Linked DNA regions of Homo sapiens: region 2 is linked to region 1. Evidence: read pairs that join two places in POLR2A ChIA-PET (ENCODE). Cell type or tissue: MCF 10A. All regions are shown on one strand. Each heading gives the region's core, and the rest is flanking DNA. Links, peaks and the distances in the headings are about the cores only. Region 1 overlaps ZNF354A (zinc finger protein 354A). Region 2 has its middle 55 kb from the start of ZNF354A.

Region 1 (4,393 bases), core at 273-4,272:
AGCCTGGGCAACAGAGCAAGACCCTGTCTCTCAAAAAACAAAAAAATGAAGATTTTGATGACTGCCTAGGGAAGAGAAATTCTAAGATAAAACTAAGAATTTACGGTAAATTAACTGAAGAGATGATGGTGTCATTTTGAACTGGAAAACATATAAAAAAGGTTTGAAAAGGAATGCTCTGGGTTCAGATTTGGACAGGCTGAATTTAAAAAGAAAGATACACAAGTGGAAATTCTAACCGGCAGTTGGAAAGACCTCTGTAAAGTATTTTTCAGGATAGTCGTACACATAAGAGGTGTGGGAGTAAATGAAATCATCCAGGGAGATAGGGTTGAAGAAACACTCTCTGGGTGTAGTGAGAGTCCAGGTGGAAGAGTCTAGACCTGATAACAGGAAGTGGTCAGGGCAGTGGCCATCAGCAAGATGATTCTGGCTTCTCAACTTCTGACCTAGGTCTTCACCTTGTTTAACAGGTAGCTGAGGACTGGGCTTGATTCTAGGAGGAAGCAAAGGTTGAACTGCACCTCAGGAGACCTATTTGTAGGCCTCTAGAAAGTTCTAAACAGATCATAAGGAAGAGTCAGGATATCCACAATCCAAAACTTACGTCTGCTTCTGTGAAAAACATGATTTCAGGACTAAAATATTGGCACTTTAGAGTTGGGATGAGTTTTCCAGAATTGATAATGGACTTCCGAGTCGTAATCATATCCATTAAAAAATAAAAGCTCCCCATGTCACATTTGCTTACTCTCCTTTAGAAACTGTTGAAAAGGGTTTCTGCTCTTGATGTTTCTATTTTCTCACCTCCCATTGTTTCCTCCATGCACTCCAGCTGGGCTTTCTTCCTTATAATTCCACTGATAGCTCTGTTATTAAATCCCAAACAACCTCCGTCTTGCCACAATCAGGATTAAGTTTTTAGTCCTCAAATTATTTGCCACAGTTATTCACTCCTCCCTGAAGTACTTCTTCCCTTGGCTTCTGGAACACTGTACTCTCCTGATATTATTCTTCTTAACCTCGTAATATTTCAGTGTCTAAGTGATTCCTTTCAGTTCTTCAGCTTTAAATCAAACCCACATGCTGCTGACCCCCAAATGCCTGTCTATAGCTCTGACCTCCCCCAGATCTCCAGAATAATAAATACAATCTAGTATTTCAGTATCTTCCTGCAACTCTATTAAGGCATCTCAGCCATCACAAACATACCAGAAACAGAATGCCCCCTCAGCCTTGCCCCTTTCCTGGTCTTCCCCTTCTAGCCTTGCCCCTTTCCTGGTCTTTCCCTTCTTGGTGGTTGGTGGCAGCTCTCAGAATTCTGGCTAGAAACCTAGGCATGATCCCTAACTTTCCTGTTTCCCTCTCAGCTTCCTGGGAGTCCTGAGTCTTGTTATTCTTGGTCCCGCTAGCTCTTCCTTCACTGTACAGCCTGGCATAGTCATCTGTACCTCCAGCCCTTTCTCACGTGAAGAGCTGCAGTAGCTTCTTCAGTAGCCTCTCCCCTCCCTGCTTCCACTGGTGCCCCAGCGTAGTCGGTCCACGCAGCAGCCAACTCAAATGAACACATAATTCCCCAGTGGCTTCCCGTAGGCTTAAATTCCAGTCCTTAGGATGACCTGGGCCTTAGAGGATTTGTCCCCCACCTCCTGCTCCACTCTTTTGTTTTTTATTTTTTGTTTACTTTTTTTTTTTTTTTTTTTGAGATGGAGTCTCACTCTGTCGCCCAGGCTGGTGTGCAGTCATGTGATCTGGGCTCACTGCAGCCTCTGCCTCCTGGGTTCAAGCAATTCTCTGCCTCAGCCTCCCGAGTACCTGGGATTATGGGCGTGTGCCACCACACCCGGCTGATTTTTGTATTTTTAGTAGATAACAGATTTCACCGTGTTGGCCAGGCTGGCCTTGAATTCCTGATCTCAGGTGATGCACCCACCTCGGCCTCCCAAAGTGCTAGGATTGCAGCTGTGAGCCACCACGCCCGGCCCCGTTCCAGGCTTATTTTATCATTTCACCATTTTCCCTCTTCTCGCTCTACTCTGGCCAGTCTCTCTGCTGTTCCTAAGTCAGCCTCACTTTTGTGTGTGTTGGTTCCTTTGCCCAGGGAGCTCTTGAGCACTTTCTTCAGCTATCCACATGACTTTTATTACGTACTTGTTATTTGTCCCTTCATCCCCCTCCTTCCCCAGCACATGCGCACACTCCAAAGTATAAGCTCCTTAAAGGCTGGAACCCTGTCTTATTGAATACATTATCTGCATTCCCCAGAACATTACCTGGCCCATAGTAGGCACTTAATGAGTACTTGTGAATGGAAAGGATGCTGCCAGCATATGTAAAGATAAACAAGTCAAGTCATGGAGTGCTCCTGAAGCTGCATGTAGTTCAGCATACCTGGCAAGAAGCCAGGGAAGAGGGGGTGAGGACAGGTGGATAAAGGTCAGATCAGATAGTACTCTATTCACCATGTTAAGGACGCCTAAGAGTCTTCAAGACTCTTAAGAGACTTCAGATGTGAATCATTGAAAATCTATTGGAGGACCTTAAGGAAGTTTGCCACATAGTAAAATATTGATCTTAGAAAGATTGGCCGGGCATGATGGCTCACACCTGTAATCCCAGCGCTTTGGGGAGGCTGAGGTGGGCGGAACATGAGATCAGGAGTTCGAGACCAGCCTGACCAACATGGTGAAACCCTGTCTCTACTAAAAATACAAAAATTAGCCAGGTGTGGTGGCGCACACCTGTAATCCCAGCTACTTAGGAGGCTGAGGCAGGAGAATCACTTGAACCTGGGAGGGGGAGGTTGCAGTGAGCCGAGGTCGCGCCACTGCACTCCAGCCTGGGTGACACAGTGAGACTCCATCTCAAAAAAAAAAAAAACCACAGAGATTATTCTGGCTGCAGTGTGGAGACTGAATTGGCAGAGGGCAAGACTAGTTAGGAGATTATGGTAGAGATAGTAATGCATGGCAAACAAAATACCACTTAAGTACCTGATCCCCGTGCTCAGGGCTGTAGCAAAGGTGAGGGACCTTTCTTTACACTAGGCCTAAGGCAGGTTCTGTATCATTGCCTTACAAGCTAGAATCCAAGTTGCAGAATCTTGCTGCTGCCTTCTTCCCAGCACATATATTAAGCCTAGAAACAACGACCGATATTCACAGGGAAAAAGCACTTCATTTTTGCCACTGCCCCCTCCATATATTTGGCCTAAATAATGTATTAAAATTTGATCACTTAATTTAGCAAGACTGAAACGGAGAAGGAACTAGGAAGGTGTTAAGCATAAAGTTAAGAAACTCTGCTTTCCCTTACAGTAAATAGTATAAAGATATAAGGCATGTGAAGTTAGTCAGGGAGGGTGTGTGGAGTGAAAAAAAAATCCAAAACCCTAGGGAATACCATTATTTAAAGAAGGAATGGAAGAAGAGTTATCCATGAAGGGAACTAGTAAGTGAACACTAATAAGGGAAAAGCAAGATGTATTGTGTTTGTTAAGCAGAAGTAATTTGTAGATGTGTGAAAGTGACTGTCATACAGGAATCGCAAATACAGTGAGACACAAATGGTCCCTTTAAACAGTTACCTCTACCCCAAGAGAAGATGCTAAGACTATGTGCATAACCGTTCCCCTGAGAGAATTTACTATCTATTGAATTGTGTTCTTATCCAATTTTAATATTTCTTCACTTCTGTTCTTTACTTTTCCATGTTAACCATGCTTTATCTTATATATCCATGCCTGTCTTATTGTTGATCTTTGACTCTTTTCAGCCATCCCATGTAACCTCTCTTGCTTGATGCATGAGTAGGCTGCCTTCCTATCTTGCACCTCTTGGCTCTAGGCCTGTCTTGTGGCACCTCTTGTCGATTAATTCAATAACAGGGCCCTCCTGTTTGAACTGGCCCTGAAACCTCTCTAATCACCCATGTACTGGCCTAGGAGGCAACTTCTACAAGGGTCTGAAATGTGTATGTGTATGTATGTATAACACATGTGCATATTTGTATATATATGAAGTATGTATGTGTATGTATGTATAACACATGTGCATATTTGTATATATATGAAATACGTAAGAATATTTGACATTGTTCCAGTTAGGAATGTATAAGTAATTAAGGCAGATTAACAAAACATACAACTTTTGTATATAATTGGAGTGCTGTCAAGAGGATCTGTAGGAAAATAGGGCATTCTGATCTGCTTGTGAAGAACAGTTACTTCAGAAAAGGAAAGTGAGATACATACAGACATAGATATAGAACTATAATATACTATATATGTGTGCATATATTATAAAGGTCAGTAATACATATGTTTAATACTCTGGTAAGTGCTATAGTAAGGAGAAGGGACCGTGGCTGCTCAGAGTCAAAGGATTGAGAGAGT
Region 2 (4,393 bases), core at 100-4,099, 70 kb before region 1:
GGAAGGACTAAGGTAATCTGCCTCCTTGCATGGAGGGAGACCCACCCTGCCATTGCCTTAGCCACGCCCAGCCAGTTTTGAATTCCAGGACATTCTGTGCCACGCTGCCTCACACCTTCAGACAGCGAGTTCCATGGCAGTCTTCCCTCCCTGGGACGAGTCTCTCCACCGAATGTGCGGGGACTGAGGTTCTACTGCCCATAGTGACACGGAACGGTCTTAATCTCTGGGCCCCAAAGAGAAAAATGTTCTTTAGTTGGGAAGATCAGGTTTACATGTGAAGGGCTGCCTGGCTGGAAGAGAAGCTGAGGAAGGAAATAGCGTATTAGACGGTGCTGCCCTTGAAAACGCAGTGATGTATATTCAGCAGCGTGTGTCGTTCGCTGAGCACAAACGTTCATAGAACTGTGGATTCTAAACGTTCAAGAAGAGCTGCACTTTTCTAAATTTCATAGAAATGTGAACTTGTTTAAGAAAAAGGGATGGGTAGAGGGTTTCACCTATGGCACACGTTTTAACAAAGAATTCTCCCAGCACTTTGGGAGCCAAAGCAGGAGGATCACTTGCGCCCAGGAGTTGGAGACTGCAGTGAGCTGTGATTGCACCACTGCACTCCAGCCTGCGGCACCAGAGGGAGACGCTGTCTCAAAAACAAAACAAAACAAACAAACTAATAATAATTCTGTAGCGCTGTCTTCATTGGTGAATGAATGTGTGAGGATAGAATTTGAGAGGTCTTAATTTTATGGCCTCCTTTGGTCCCCCAAGATAAAACACACTGCAGCTGCGAAAATGATGGGTTCTTGTGAACAACTGTTTTATGTGAAGCCTCATGGTAGAGGGAGCTGGCCCTGCATACTGGTATCAGCGTAAAGAACAGTCAGGCGTGCCTGTGAGCAAGGCAGGGCCGTGACTCAGACTTCAGTAAACACGAAGTGTGAGTTCAACCCAGAAAAATGCTGTCTCAGGTTTTGCAGACTTGTCAGAAATAAATCACCAACTTTAGGAAGCTTTGGTGCAAGAGCCTTGAAGAATTTTCTTCAAGGTGTTTTCTTTCCTGCCTGCATCCTAGCATCCTGGTAACCAGGGCGAAGTGGCTGTCGGTGCTGGAAGAGAAGGCCGTGAAGCCGGGTGAGTGTGCCTCTTTAATACTCATTCCCTGTACTGCCAATCAAGGCAGTTAAATCCATCCTGTTTCCTGCTTGTGAGTGAGGCTTCAGGAGCTGGGTTTACTTTTAATCTTTTGGTGATTCTTCACCCCAGTGGAAACCCACAGTCTCCAGATGCCCCAGACACATCCAGCCATTAGAAGTGCAAGGATGAAAGTATTTGTTTAGATGGAAGTATACTGATGGACATTGAAACGTGGTGATGATGAGTGAAATAATCAAATTGCAGAAGATCGTGCTCCAGACACGATCCTGTCCACCGCCTCCCTGCTGAAGGCCTAGAGCAACGAGTGTGTCTACAGGTGTGTCAAGAGCAGTGTCCTCCTGGCCTTCATCTCACGTATGGCTCTGCAGGGGACAGACCTCCCAGCCATCCCCGCCTCTGGAAGGCAGACCGGCCCCATAAGTATGCACACCCCCTGCCCAGTGCTTGGTTTCATCCCAAGGACACGGTCTACGGGGCAGCCAATATGCACAGTCCCTTCTCGTTATCTGAGGCAGCAATGCTCCACAAAGTCACTGTGAACACCGAGTTAGCACATATGGAACCCTTGCCCCGGGGGAAATATATTTATACACACACCTCTCACATCGATTATAGTCTTAAAATCCAAAACAACACATCTTGCTTCTATTTTTTTATCTTGTGAAAGAGAAAATGCAGTTCAGAGGCGTTCAGTGACTTGCCCAAGGCCACTGTCAGGTGCCAGAGCTGGGATGCAAAGCCTGGGAACGAGGCACCCTGCCTCACCCTGCCCCGGTCTCCTGTGTGTGAGAGGGAGCTAGGGAGGCCACGTCTCCTTGTGTGACCTCAGTGGGAACCGACATGGGTGACTCAGGGTTTTGACTGCTCTGCAGTGTCTGAGAGTGACCGCAAAAGCTCCAGAGTATAGTTCTGGAGGTTACACATGCATTTTAGTGAGTAGGCAAATTCACAAAACTAAAATCTGCAAATGGAAGCCACTGTATGGAAGGACAAATATTGCAACATTGTTTATATGAGGAAAAATAGACACTACCTGTATGCCCAGCAGAAGGAAATTCATTGAATAATTTAGGGTACATTCTTAATTTATGCAACCATTAGAAGTGCAAGGATGAAAGTATTTGTTTAGATAGAAATATACTGATGGACGTTGAAACATGGTCATCATGAGTGAAATAATCAGATTGCAGCATTATAAGGTGCGGTCATGTTTGTAGGTTGAAAACGGGAATATATGGATGTTTACATGCATACTCATATATGTATATACATGGGTGTATTATATGTGGATTCCAACTGATTTTTTTTGTTTGTTTGATTTTTTGAGAGGGAGTCTCACTCCAGCCCAGGCTGGAGTGCAGTGGGTGCAATCTCAGCTCACCGCAACCTCTGCCTCCTGGGTTCAAGCAGTTCTCTTGCCTCAGCCTCCCAAGTAGCTGGGATTACGGGCATGTGCCACCACGCCCAACTAATTTTTCTGTATTGTTAGTAGAGATAGGGTTTCACATATTGGCCAGGCTGGTCTCAAACTCCTGACCTCAGGCGATCCACCCACCTTGGCCTCCCAAAGTGCTGGGATTACAGGCGTGAGCCACTGTGCCTGTCCCCAAGTGCATTTTTTTGTCATAACTTTTTTCTTAACATAAAGTTGTGCCTTGGAAAATGGTTCATGAATGTGGAAAAAAATTCAGAGTCCACAAAGGTGTCCTCATTGCTGCCGCCCCCCTTCCCCAAGGAAGCCGACGTCGTTCCCTTCAGAGATGTTCTGTGCATAGGTGAGTGTGTGTGCCTGAGTGTGTGTTTGTGAGTGTGTGTAAATGGGGTGAGAGCACCCCCATTTTCTGTAGTTTAGGGTACATACCTCACTTCTCCTTAATGGGACTTAGAGTTGATTCCATTGCTGCCCATAGAAATCTTTGGGTCACTGTTTGTTTTTTGTTTGTTTTTTAGACAGGGATTTGCTCTGTTGCCCCTGCTGAAGTGCACAGTGACACGATCATGGCTCACTGCAGCCTCAGCCTCCTGGGCTCAAGTGATCCTCCCACTTCAGCCTCCTGTGTAGCTAGGACCACAGGTGCATGCCACCACACTCAGCTATGTTTTTTTATTTTTTGTGAAAACGGGGTTTCACCATGTTGCCTAGGGTGTTCTTGAACTCCTGAGCGCAAGTGATTCTCCCGCCTCGGCCTCCCAAAGTGCTGGGATTACAGGCGTGAACCACCGTGCCTGGCCTAGCTCACTTTTATTTTCTTTTTACACATCTGTAGTTGTGATTTTTCTCCTTGTGATTTGAAAACATACTCTCAGAGCACCTCTTTAAGGGATATGTTTGCCCAAAGCCTGAGGCCAACCCTCCAGCTTTCCTCCCCACTGTTGGTTCCTCAGCCTGAGGTGGGGGGTCTGAGCCATTCTTACCAGCAGGAAGGAGGTCAGGAGCCCTGCTCAGACCTTAATGGTGGCAGAAATGAATGTGACTCACTCATTTTCATGGGACACGTCAGTCAGTGACATGAAATGGCAGAGAAGACATCACCTTTTATTCTTTGCCTGAAGGAAGAAATAAAATCATCTTAGAGTTGAAGCCAAAATCAACCCTTCTGGTTTTTGGAGCCATCGAGTCATTTCATGTGGATCTTGAACACCCCCACACTCCCAGTTCATACACGCGGAGCCTGATTAGGGAAAACATTTGCTTTATGAAATTTTTTTTTCACGTATGTGAGTTGAGTATAAAGAGTAGCCTGGGCCGGGCACAGTAGCTCACAACTGTAATCCCAGCACTTCGGGATGCCGAGCCGGAAGGATTGCTTGAGCCCAGGAGTTCAAGACTAGCTTGAGCAACAGTGGGACCCTGTTTCTACAAAAAATTTAAAAAAAAAAAATTAGCCGTGGCTAGGCGGTGTGGTCACGCCTTAATCCCAGCACTATGGGAGGCTGAAGCGGGCAGATCACTTGAGGTCAGGAGTTCGAGACCAGCTAGGTCAACATGGTGAAACCTCATTTCTACCAAAAAAACCCCAAAAATTAGCCAGGCATGGTGACATATGCCTGTAATCCCAGCTACTCGGGAGGCTGAGGCAGGAATCACTTGAACTGGGGAGGTGGAGGTTGCAGTGAGCCGAGATTGTGCCACTGCACTCCAGCCTGGGAGACAGAGTGAGACTCTGTCTCAAAAAAAAAAAATTAGCTGGGCATGGTGTGTGCCTGTAGTCTCAACTGCTTGGGAGGCTGAGGTGGG

The links. ChIA-PET counts read pairs that join two places held together with the same protein. Peaks named below come from ENCODE experiments on the same cell type or tissue, not always from the same donor. Only the 100,000 strongest peaks of a DNase experiment are listed, where the experiment ranks them.
Region 2: POLR2A ChIA-PET joins it to region 1 with 7 read pairs; 2 of 35 experiments call an interaction of 5 or more read pairs at or near these places.

The regions. Positions count from the first base shown.
Region 1 is chr5:178,714,388-178,718,780 of GRCh38, reverse strand. The region is part of intron 4 of ZNF354A (zinc finger protein 354A); the gene reads left to right. Among named protein-coding and RNA genes, the nearest start is that of ZNF354A, 14 kb to the left of the region's middle. In MCF 10A, for the core only: no CTCF peak of the experiment used is centred there; no DNase peak of the experiment used is centred there.
Region 2 is chr5:178,783,806-178,788,198 of GRCh38, reverse strand. It overlaps the pseudogene AACSP1. Among named protein-coding and RNA genes, the nearest start is that of ZNF354A, 55 kb to the right of the region's middle. In MCF 10A, for the core only: a CTCF peak has its summit at 643 (motif pointing right); DNase peaks (open chromatin) are centred at 908 and 1,988.